Linked DNA regions of Homo sapiens: region 1 is linked to region 2. Evidence: read pairs that join two places in POLR2A ChIA-PET (ENCODE). Cell type or tissue: MCF 10A. All regions are shown on one strand.

Region 1 (5,000 bases), 330 kb after region 2:
TCAAAAACCAGGCATAATTATTTTTAAATCCCCCAGCAAACTAAGAGTAAAAGGGAATTTCCTCAACCCAATAAAAGGCATCTACCAAAAAAAAAAAATCTACAGCTAACATCACACTTAATTGAATGTTTTCCCTCTAATATCAGAAAGAAGGCAAGGATGCATGCTCTTATCACTTCCATTCAAAGTTGTATTGGAGGTCCTGACCAATACAGTAAGGCAAGAAAAAGATAATAAAAGGCATACAGATTAGAAAGGAAAATATAAAACTTCCTTTATTCACAGATGACATGATTGTACATATTGAAACCCCTAAAGAATCCATAATAAAAACTATTGCAACTAATAGATGAATACAGCAAGGTTGCAAGATACAGGATTAATATAAAAACCATTTTTACCTCTGTATACTAGCACAATGAATAATTTCAAAAATGAAACTTAAAACAATGTTATTTACAATAGGATCAAAACATAAAATAAGCATAAATCTAACAAAAACTGTGTAAGAAATAAATGTTTAAAATCCTAAATAAATGAAGAGATATACTATGTTCATGAATCAAAAGATTCAACATTATAAATCGATAAATTTCCCTGAAGTGATCTATAGATACAATGGAATTCTAATAAAAATCCCAGGAAGCTTTTTAAAAGAAATTGACAGGGTGTTTTTGAAATTTATGGTGATATAATGCAAAGAACCAAGATTGGTAAAAGCAATTTTAGAAAGGAATTTGAGACTTTCTATAAAGCTACAGAAATGGAGACAGTGTGATATTTACATAAGGATAGACATATAAATAAATGGAACACAATAGGCAGTCAAAAAATATAACTACCCAATGGTAAATTGACTTTTAACAAGGATGTAGAGATAATTCAATAAGTAAAGGATAGTGTTTTCAACACAGTTCTTGAAAAACCAGATCCCATATTTTTAACAAATAAACCTTGACCCTTACCTCGCACTATAAACAAAAATTGATCATAGAAATTGAAGCTAAAACTGTAAGACTTCTAGAAAAATATGCAGAAGAAAATCTTTGTGACTATGGGGTAGGAAAGATTTTTTTAGACATAACAGATAAAAAGAACAAACCATAAAATGAAAAAGTATAAATGAAACATTATCAAAATTAATGACTTCTAGTCCAAAGATATCATAAAAGAATAAACAGGCAATCCACAGACTGGGAAAAAAAATATTCACCATATACATACCTACTGCAGGTCTTGTATTGAGACTATTTAAAGAACTATAATCCAACAGGAAAAATATGTTTTAAAATGCTTAATGGGCAGAAGATTTGAACAGATAGTTTACAAAAGGAGAAATATAAATGTCTAATAAATGAATGAAAATATGCTCAACATCCTGATCATCATGAAAATGTATATTTAAAGCACTACACACTGGATTATCTAAAATTGAAGACTGACATACCCAAGTACAGTGAGGATGTAAAGTTACAGAAACTTTCTTATGTTGTTGGTGAGAATGTAAAATGGAACAACCACTGTGGAAAACAGAATGACAGTTTCTCAGAAAGTTCAACATAAATTTCCCATATGGCCCAGCAATTCCACTCCTTAGTATTAATCCAGGAGAAATGAAAGGGTATGTCTACATAAGCATTTGTACATGAATATTCATACCAGCTTTATTCATAATAGCCAAAAACAATAAACAACCCAAATGTCTATCAACTGGAGAATGGATAAACAAATTACAGTATATTCATTCTATGGCATATTACTCAGAAATAATGTTGATTTACATTACATACAACAAAATGAGTGAATCTCAAAACTATTATGCCGACAAAAGAGTATATGCTGTCAGATTCCGTGAAAATCTAAAACAGGTAAAATTGATCAATAGTAACAGAAAACAACACAGAAATTGCCTGAGACCAAAGACAGCAAGGGTTTACTCCATAAGAGCACAAGGGAATTTTGGGGGTGATGAAGTATTCTGTGTTTTGACAGGGGTGGTTGTCACACGAGTGCAAACATTTATCAAAATTTATTAAACTGTATATTTAAGATGTGTTTATTTTATTGAATGTAAAGTATACCACAATATAACATTTTAAAGTAAAAAAAAATGATTTCACAGAAAGGTCAGTGTATATTTTACCATTCAAACTGGCATGCAACATTTTGAGATCACAGAATTTCCCGAAAGGACTATTGCCAGTTGGACTGTCTTTACTGTGATTATTTTTTCTTGAATAGAGCTATTCCTATGACAAATTGTATCCCCCAAAGATGGCACATGCTTTTCTACAATATTACCTTGATACTCCTCCCATCAAAAAGTAGGGTCAGTATCCATTTTCCTTATCTCTGAGTACACTGACTTGCTTAGAACCAACAGAATGCAACAGACGTAATACTACATGATTTCCAAGGCTGTTAGGAAAGTTGATGCCTCCCCCTAGTTCACTGGTGCACTAGCGCTGAAGCCCTGATTTATCATTTAACAGTCTACCTCCCCGAAGCCACCACGTTGTGAGGAAGCCCAAATTATCCCAAATGGAAAGATCACATGGAGATACCCTGAGACTACATGGAGAGAGAGAGAGAGATGCCAAGCCAGACCCAAGCTCCTATAGGTTCCTGCAGGAGACACACCCTTCCAGAACCACTCATCACAGCCCTTTACAACTTTCTAACCTACAAAAACTATGCAGTGATTTGATATGTAGTAAAAATAAATGGAACAACATCCCCAGCAACATCCTCAATAATACCATGCTTTATGCAGTGCTCAAAATTAATGGAAGGAGGAGGTGAAGGAGGAGGAGTAGAACCACTCCACTCCTTTGGGCATACCGCTTCTACACAGAAATCGACACACCTTCCTTTACTTCAAAGACTGACTAAATACATGCATTAAGTGACTCTCTGTTATCCTAGAAGAGTGGCATTAAATTATCCCCAGTGAGACAGCTTGGCCTTTTCATGGGGTGGGGAGGAGGTGGTGACAGATAAACTGTTAAACCCACAAGCATGATACACTCCTCTTTTTCTGTATCCTGGACTCACTCTGAGGCTTCTGGAAAAGGAATTTTACCAAAAGTGTATGGGCAAACCTAAGCTGAAGGACACTTCAGAAACACAGGCTTGTTTCTTTCTCAGTGAAGATTCATGATATACACTATGTAAGACATGGCACCAGACCAGAACTGGCCCAAACAAGGCTTTGAAAAATAATTCCTACTCAAAACACATCAATCTTGATGCATCAGCATTTTGACAAGACAAGATGAACTTCAGGGAGGCCTACCGACTGGCAGGCATAAGTCCCACCATGGCAGATAGTGGGCAAACTGCCTTTAACTCTGATCAAAATCCACCCATCCATGTCTGCTAGGCAGCAAGCATGAAATGACGAAATAAGTTGAAGCAAAGCAAAAATAGGGCCACAAAGAAGCATACACACTCACACACACACACACACACACACACACACACACACAGACACACACACACAGACCTTTCTCACTCACTAGTCAGGGAAAGAGTGCAAACAGAAACTAAGTATGTGCATGTGTTTAGTTTAAAGTGGGAGTTTATTTTCCAGTTTCCATGGGAAATAATTGAGCTAATATTATCTTCCCAAAGTAAATACCTTTATGCAAAACTCCCTCAAACTGATCCCAGGCCAAGATTCCTGCTGCAACCTCCTTTTGCCCTCTCACCTCCAAATTCTCACACTGTGGTCTAAAGCACAGAGGATTACTAACAGAGAGGCATGGCCTTGCTTCTTCCCCCAGCTCTTCTGAAAGTTGAATTGCAGAGTCTTTTGTATCCCTCTTGCCAGATCCTACTGCTTGAGATGGGAGATAAAATCTAATGGGAAACCAGAAATGTGAGGACCCCTGGAATCTGACTTTTTCAGTTCCTCTTGGCCATGGACACTTTATCCAGATCCTTACTGGGTCTTTTCTGGAATTATGTTAAGCCAAGAGGTCTGGAGTTTGTTTTTGCTTGTATTTCTGTGGAGCCCTGTGAGTTTTTGTGTCGCCGTGTTTTTAACAGTATTTGCCTATATATTGTCTGTTAGGTTCTGTTTGCTTGCCTCAGTAAAGGGCCATTATTAATATCCTACTCATCAACCACTCTCTCCTTCATCAACACCACCAATGACCTTTTACTATCATCTGCCTAATCTGAAAAGAACCAGATACTTCAAATGTCAATGTAATGATCACTATGTATTTTTTATCAACAAAGTCTACATTTTCTAGGCACTATCCTTTTGGGAGATGCAGTAAGCTCCTGACATTTTGAGGGGACAGGTCCAGAGACCTTCTCCAACCCCCAAATCTCAGACACAGGAATGTTTATACAGGCCTCTGGCTCTGAGACAAGAGGCCTGAATTTCCTTTGTATGTCATCACTCTAACCACATGCTGACCCAGATAAATGCATATAAATGGAGAAAACATGAGCAACTATAGACTCATACACATTTATTAAATTACTGAAGATAAGTATGAAGGGAGACCTTGAGAGGAATCTGAGATTTCTGCTCTTAACAGGAATTAAGCTCATGCATATTAAAGATCAGTTGTTGAAATCATTAGGCTAATTACAGAACCATTACTAAGAATTTTTATCATTACAAAGTGCATATTCTGTTTTTGCTCAGTGTAGTCACTGGAGATGAATTCTAGACTTACTACAAATCTGGAAGCCCTTATGTGTCATTAGAACATAAATGTCATAACACCATACATATCACCCAATGGATACACTTGCAAAGACTGAAAGTCGAATTGCAGTTGAAAGTATTTCAGAAAGTATTCAGAAGGTGATAAGGAAAAATTGTACTCAACCAAAATGTCCAACAAAGGCAAAGCAATAAGAAAAGACTTGTTCTTCTATTTCCTGAACTATAATGCAAATACTGAAATTATTAGCATGTAATCATTGCATTGTAGATGCCACTGACCCAAGGGCCCTGGGTTTGTTAGGGGCCATTACCC
Region 2 (5,000 bases):
GAACATTACAACTGATACCACAGAAATACACAGAATCATAAGGGACTACTATGAATAATTACACAGCAGCAAATTCGATAACCTAGAAGAAATGGGTAAATTCCTGGAAACATATAACATACTAAGACTGAATCATGAAGAAATAGAAAATCTGAACAGATCAATAATGAGTAAGGAGATTGAACCAGAAATAAAAATATTCCATCAAAGAAAAACTCAGGGATTGCTTCAAGGCTAAATTCTACCAAACATTTAAAGAAGAATTAATACCAGTTTTCTCAAGCTCTTCCAAAAAAATTGAAGAGGAGGAATTCTTCTGAACTCATTTTACAAGCCAACATTACCCTGACACCAAAGCCAGACAACGACACAGCAAGAAAAGACAATTACAGGCCTATATGCCTAATGAACAAAGATGCAAAAATCTTCCACAAAATATGAGCAAACCAAATTCAATAGCACATTAAAAAGACCATTCACCATAATCAAGTGGGATTTATCTTTGGGATGCAAAGATAGTTTGACATATGCAAATCAATAATTGTAATATACTGCATTAACAGAATGAAGGAAAAAACATATGATTATCTCAGTAGATGCACAAAAAGCATTTGACAAAGTTCAACATCTTTTCATGATACAAACTCAACAAACTAGATAATGTACTTCAACACAATAAATGCCATATATAACAAGCCCACAGCTAACATCATACTAGTGCAAAGTTAAAAACTTTTCCTCTAAGATCTGGAACAAGACAAGGATGCCCACTCTCACCATTTCTATTCAACATAATACTGGAAATCCTAGCCAAAGCAATTAGGCAAGAAAAATAAAAGGTATCCAAATTAGGAAAAAGTTAAATTGTCTCTGCTCATAGATGACATGATTTTCTTTCTAGGAAACCCTAAAACTGTCACACACACACACACAAAAACTTGTTAGAATAAATGAATGCAGTAAAGTTACAAGAAACAAATCAACATACAAAAACCAGTAGTATTTCTATTGCTCACATTAGAAGCTTTCCTCATATGTCTGATGGTCTTTGCTTATGTTTACATGTTTGAGGCACTAAAAAACTGATTAAAGGCTTCAAAACATGGATGGGTCTTGTTGAATATAGTTTCTTTATAGGGTGATCTGGCTGGAACTCCCAATGTCAATATCTTAAGATGTTTCCTCTTGAGCTAGTCAGGTTTCCCAGAGAAGGTATGTCCAATCTTCTGCCTGTAAGGTGAACGCCTGGCTTCCAGTGTTCTGGCAGCTGATTGTTTTGGAAATTTTGTAGTATAAATCCAGTTCCCTCTCTGCTTTCCCAAAGCTGCCCAAGGATGTAGTTTTCTCTGTTTTGTTATTATTTACCACATGCTTCCAATACATTGCTATAATTGTCTCTTTTCTCATTCTTCTCACTCTTGATTTAAAATATCCAGGAGTTTGGGATGGAGTGAAAATAGAAGAATGCATTCAATCCATCATCTGAACCAGAATTCATGATTTTTGTTCTCTTTTCATTTTTGGCTTAACACAAAAAAATTGGATTCATATAATTTATACAATCATAAACATTTTCTTTCAAGGGTTTATAGTGATATTTGTTGAGTATCCTACAGTTTATAATTTTTTTCCACTCTAGATCCCATTTGGTTTTTACTATGTCCTAGTGTTATAGAAACTATTATTCCTCATTTTTAAGTATGAGAAAACTCAGGTTTAGAGAAGGTGTACCCTATTCAATTTTCAACACTTGGTAAGGAGTTGAGATAAGACTCTAAAACCAGATTTCCTGACTCCAAATTTGACTTTTCTTTTGTCACCTGCATTAGGCATTTTTTGTGAACAATTTCTGTGAGTTGAACTAGTCAATCTGCAATGCAATGCAGCCTTTTTCACCGGTGGATGGATGGTATTCAGCTGTCTTGGATGAAGCATAATGGGGTTGTAAAAGTTGAGGAATTCTGAGTCCAGGATGTTCAATGAGTGTTGAAGTTGTCCTTGGTGACGGCAGGTAGGCTATGAGTGAGATGCCAGAACTCCCAAAGAAGGATGGTAGTGACTGATGGGAGGTCAACAGATGACAGCAACAAGGCAGGCAAAAAGAACATGGTGTATCTGAGCAGCCTAAACCTCAAAGGAGGAAGAGATCTTAGTTTAGGTAGATGGTAGATGTGCAAAGAGAAGACTGGTGAAGGCTGACTTTGCAAAAGGCTGACCCTCCCTCCTGGTCCCTGTAAGAATTAGGTCTTACAGAATCCAAATAAGACAAGGAGGGGGAGGAAACATTGGGTGTATAGATTGAAGATGCAGATGGGATAATGATGAGAGAATGAGGTTTGGAAAGAATTGGGATGAGATTTAGTGAAAAGAAGAGTTGGGAGAAAGTAGGTTCAGAGCAATTCAAGGTTGTGTATGTGACCTTGAGTGAAATATTAAAAATCCTTGCAACCGGAGTAGTTGAGGATAGCAGCAAGGCACTTAGAGCTTTGTTTCAGTTTCTTCCTTTTTCCAATGGAAGCGTGTCTGTCTTCACCTGTAGCATGTCCTGGCTTGCCAGCCTGGCCCACAGGGCTCTTTCTCGTCTGTGACCGCCAAAGGCATTGCATGAAGGATTTGGTCTGAAGCCAAAGTAAATAGCAGCTGAGAGACACACAACAGTTGGTGTCTGGCTCAGATGACTCTGGCGCCTTCCTAGACAACACTCCTCCCCTCAAAATGTCTGCTTGGCTCAATGAAAATGAAAATTAACATTTGTACAGTGCTTTGGGGTTTACCAGCCACTTCCACACAAAGCACTTAATTTCATCCTACCAACTATGCTGGTGGTAAGTATTATGATTCCCATTTTACAGGTGAAGAAATCCTCAACTCCCTCCATGACAACTGAGTTACGTTCAGTAATTCATTAACTCACCCTGAACATCAGCTTTCTTAGTAATAAAATGGAGGTAAGACCTATCATGAAGTTGTTTTGAGAATTAAATAGGATTATATGTATACAATGCTTACACACAGTTGACATTCCATAAAAATGTTCATTCTATAGCCCCACTTAAATGAGTCATCCCAATTGGAGTCTCCATCTGCCCTTGCCAATAAGGAACAGGCCATTTCTAAAGGGTGAAAGGAATAATTTATAAATATGCAGCTTTAGTGACTGTGATATATTATGAGGATGGCCCCAGAAATTTCTTCCATTCCTAGATACATGCTTCTTTGCAATGTTAATTTGTCATCCAATAAAAGGCAGAGTCTATTTCCTCTGCCCCTTGAATTTTGGCTGGCACTATGATGTGCTTTGATCAATGGAATGTGGCAGAAGTGATATTGAGCCCTGAGTGTCTGCTTTCACCTTCTTGATGCCCTGTGACTCCCAGGCTTAAGAAAACCCAGACTGGTCTCCTTGAGGATGAGTGATCACATGGAGAGAGTGTCCTACTCATCGCAGTAGTTCCAGTCATCTCCACTGAGGCCCAACACATGTGATTGAGGCTGGCTGGGACCAGTGAGTCTTTCTCCAACTCCCCACACCTTCACCTGCCAACTGACTGCAGTGAACATGACCTCGGGTGAGACTGGCAGAGGAACTGCCCAGCTGAACCTGGTCCAAATTACAGAAGCATAAGCAAATACATGGTTTACATGGTTGCCATTGTAGGCCACAAATTTTGAGGTAGACTGTTGTGAGGAAATAGATAAGCAATACATGATTAAGGTGAGACAGAAGGAATACGTTTAGAGGGTAAGATTGTACAGATACTGAACAGGGGTATAAAGGGAGCTCACAGCATCTTTCTCCTGTAACTATGGTTGATTGTTATAAACCTAATGAATTTGTGAAGACCTACTGCTCTGACACACGTAATTCTTTGGATAAACAGATATGCTATAATCTTACATCCAGGGAGTTCCAAGCTGAGAGTCTCATTAACTTCCACTTCATCCTTATGACCAATAAAGGGTCAGACCATCTGTGTCTGAGAGAGGGTCTTGGGAATATCCCCGACATCATCCTCAGTCAAGCTTGGGGCCAAACCTCTCAGTCCTTGATCTCTATCAATCCTTGTGGCCATGTGGTGGGAGCATGCTCACCTCATCATCATCTAATCAGCTCCTCAGAGATCTCTAAATTGTTCTGGAGGAAATAATGCTCAGAAAAGTGGATGTGGAAGCAGGCAGGATGGAAATAAAGTATTTCAGCATAAGCTGAACTGATTATTCCAGACCTGACCCTATCTGGGCCAATTTAAGCATTTCAGAGGAATTTTGGTTTGAAGAGGCTGAGATAATCCCTGAAGTCCTTTACAACCAAAGTGAAACGTCAGAAGCAGATTGTTCTTCTCTGAGCAGGGAAGTCCATGGCGTAGTTCTCAGAGTACCTGGTAGTTTCTACCCTGAACTTGCCCACAGACAGGGAAGAAGGCCGAAGTGACTTCATGCAGTGAAAACAAACCACATTCTCCCTGAAAATCAAAAAAAGAAGCTGGTTTCTGAAAAGTTAGTCCATGGGCCAATGGGAAAACACTAGTAAAATCCACATGCTTTGGGATGCAGGTTGCTGTGTGGATTCTAAGAGTCCTCCCTTCCTTCTTAGGTTCAGTCCCAGTGCCACCATCCCTAATGCACTAGGATCCGTTTTATTAGGTTGGTGCAAAAGTAATCACGGGTTTTGGCATGACTTTTAATGTAACCCGCGATTACTTCTGCACCAACGTCATAGTTAAATCTCTCTCACTGCCCCTCTTGTTCTCTTTGTCAACAGCAGAGATGAGGTGAAGGAGTCAGGGAGAGCAGAAATGGCTCTGGTTTCTGAGCTCTGCTTTCTCTACACAATTTCAATGTCCATGAGTGTGGGGAGGAGAGAGGGTGAGGCTGCCAGCTGGAGCCACCACTGCTCAATGCTAAGTGCTTGGAGTGTGGTACGCAGCCCACCCATGTGCCCCGCCAGCCAGCCAGCAGCATTTATGGAGGCTCCAAGGGGACTCAGCCTGCTGGAGATG

Evidence for each region. ChIA-PET counts read pairs that join two places held together with the same protein. Peaks named below come from ENCODE experiments on the same cell type or tissue, not always from the same donor. Only the 100,000 strongest peaks of a DNase experiment are listed, where the experiment ranks them.
Region 1: POLR2A ChIA-PET joins it to region 2 with 5 read pairs; 3 of 35 experiments call an interaction of 5 or more read pairs at or near these places.

The regions. Positions count from the first base shown.
Region 1 is chr2:37,459,002-37,464,001 of GRCh38, reverse strand. No RefSeq gene overlaps it. Among named protein-coding and RNA genes, the nearest start is that of LINC03063, 100 kb to the left of the region's middle. In MCF 10A, no CTCF peak of the experiment used is centred here; no DNase peak of the experiment used is centred here.
Region 2 is chr2:37,784,653-37,789,652 of GRCh38, reverse strand. It overlaps LOC107985869 (a long non-coding RNA gene), which reads right to left. Exons shown (of 3, transcript XR_001739409.2): 3 at 1-4,463. Among named protein-coding and RNA genes, the nearest start is that of PIRAT1, 89 kb to the left of the region's middle. In MCF 10A, no CTCF peak of the experiment used is centred here; a DNase peak (open chromatin) is centred at 2,592.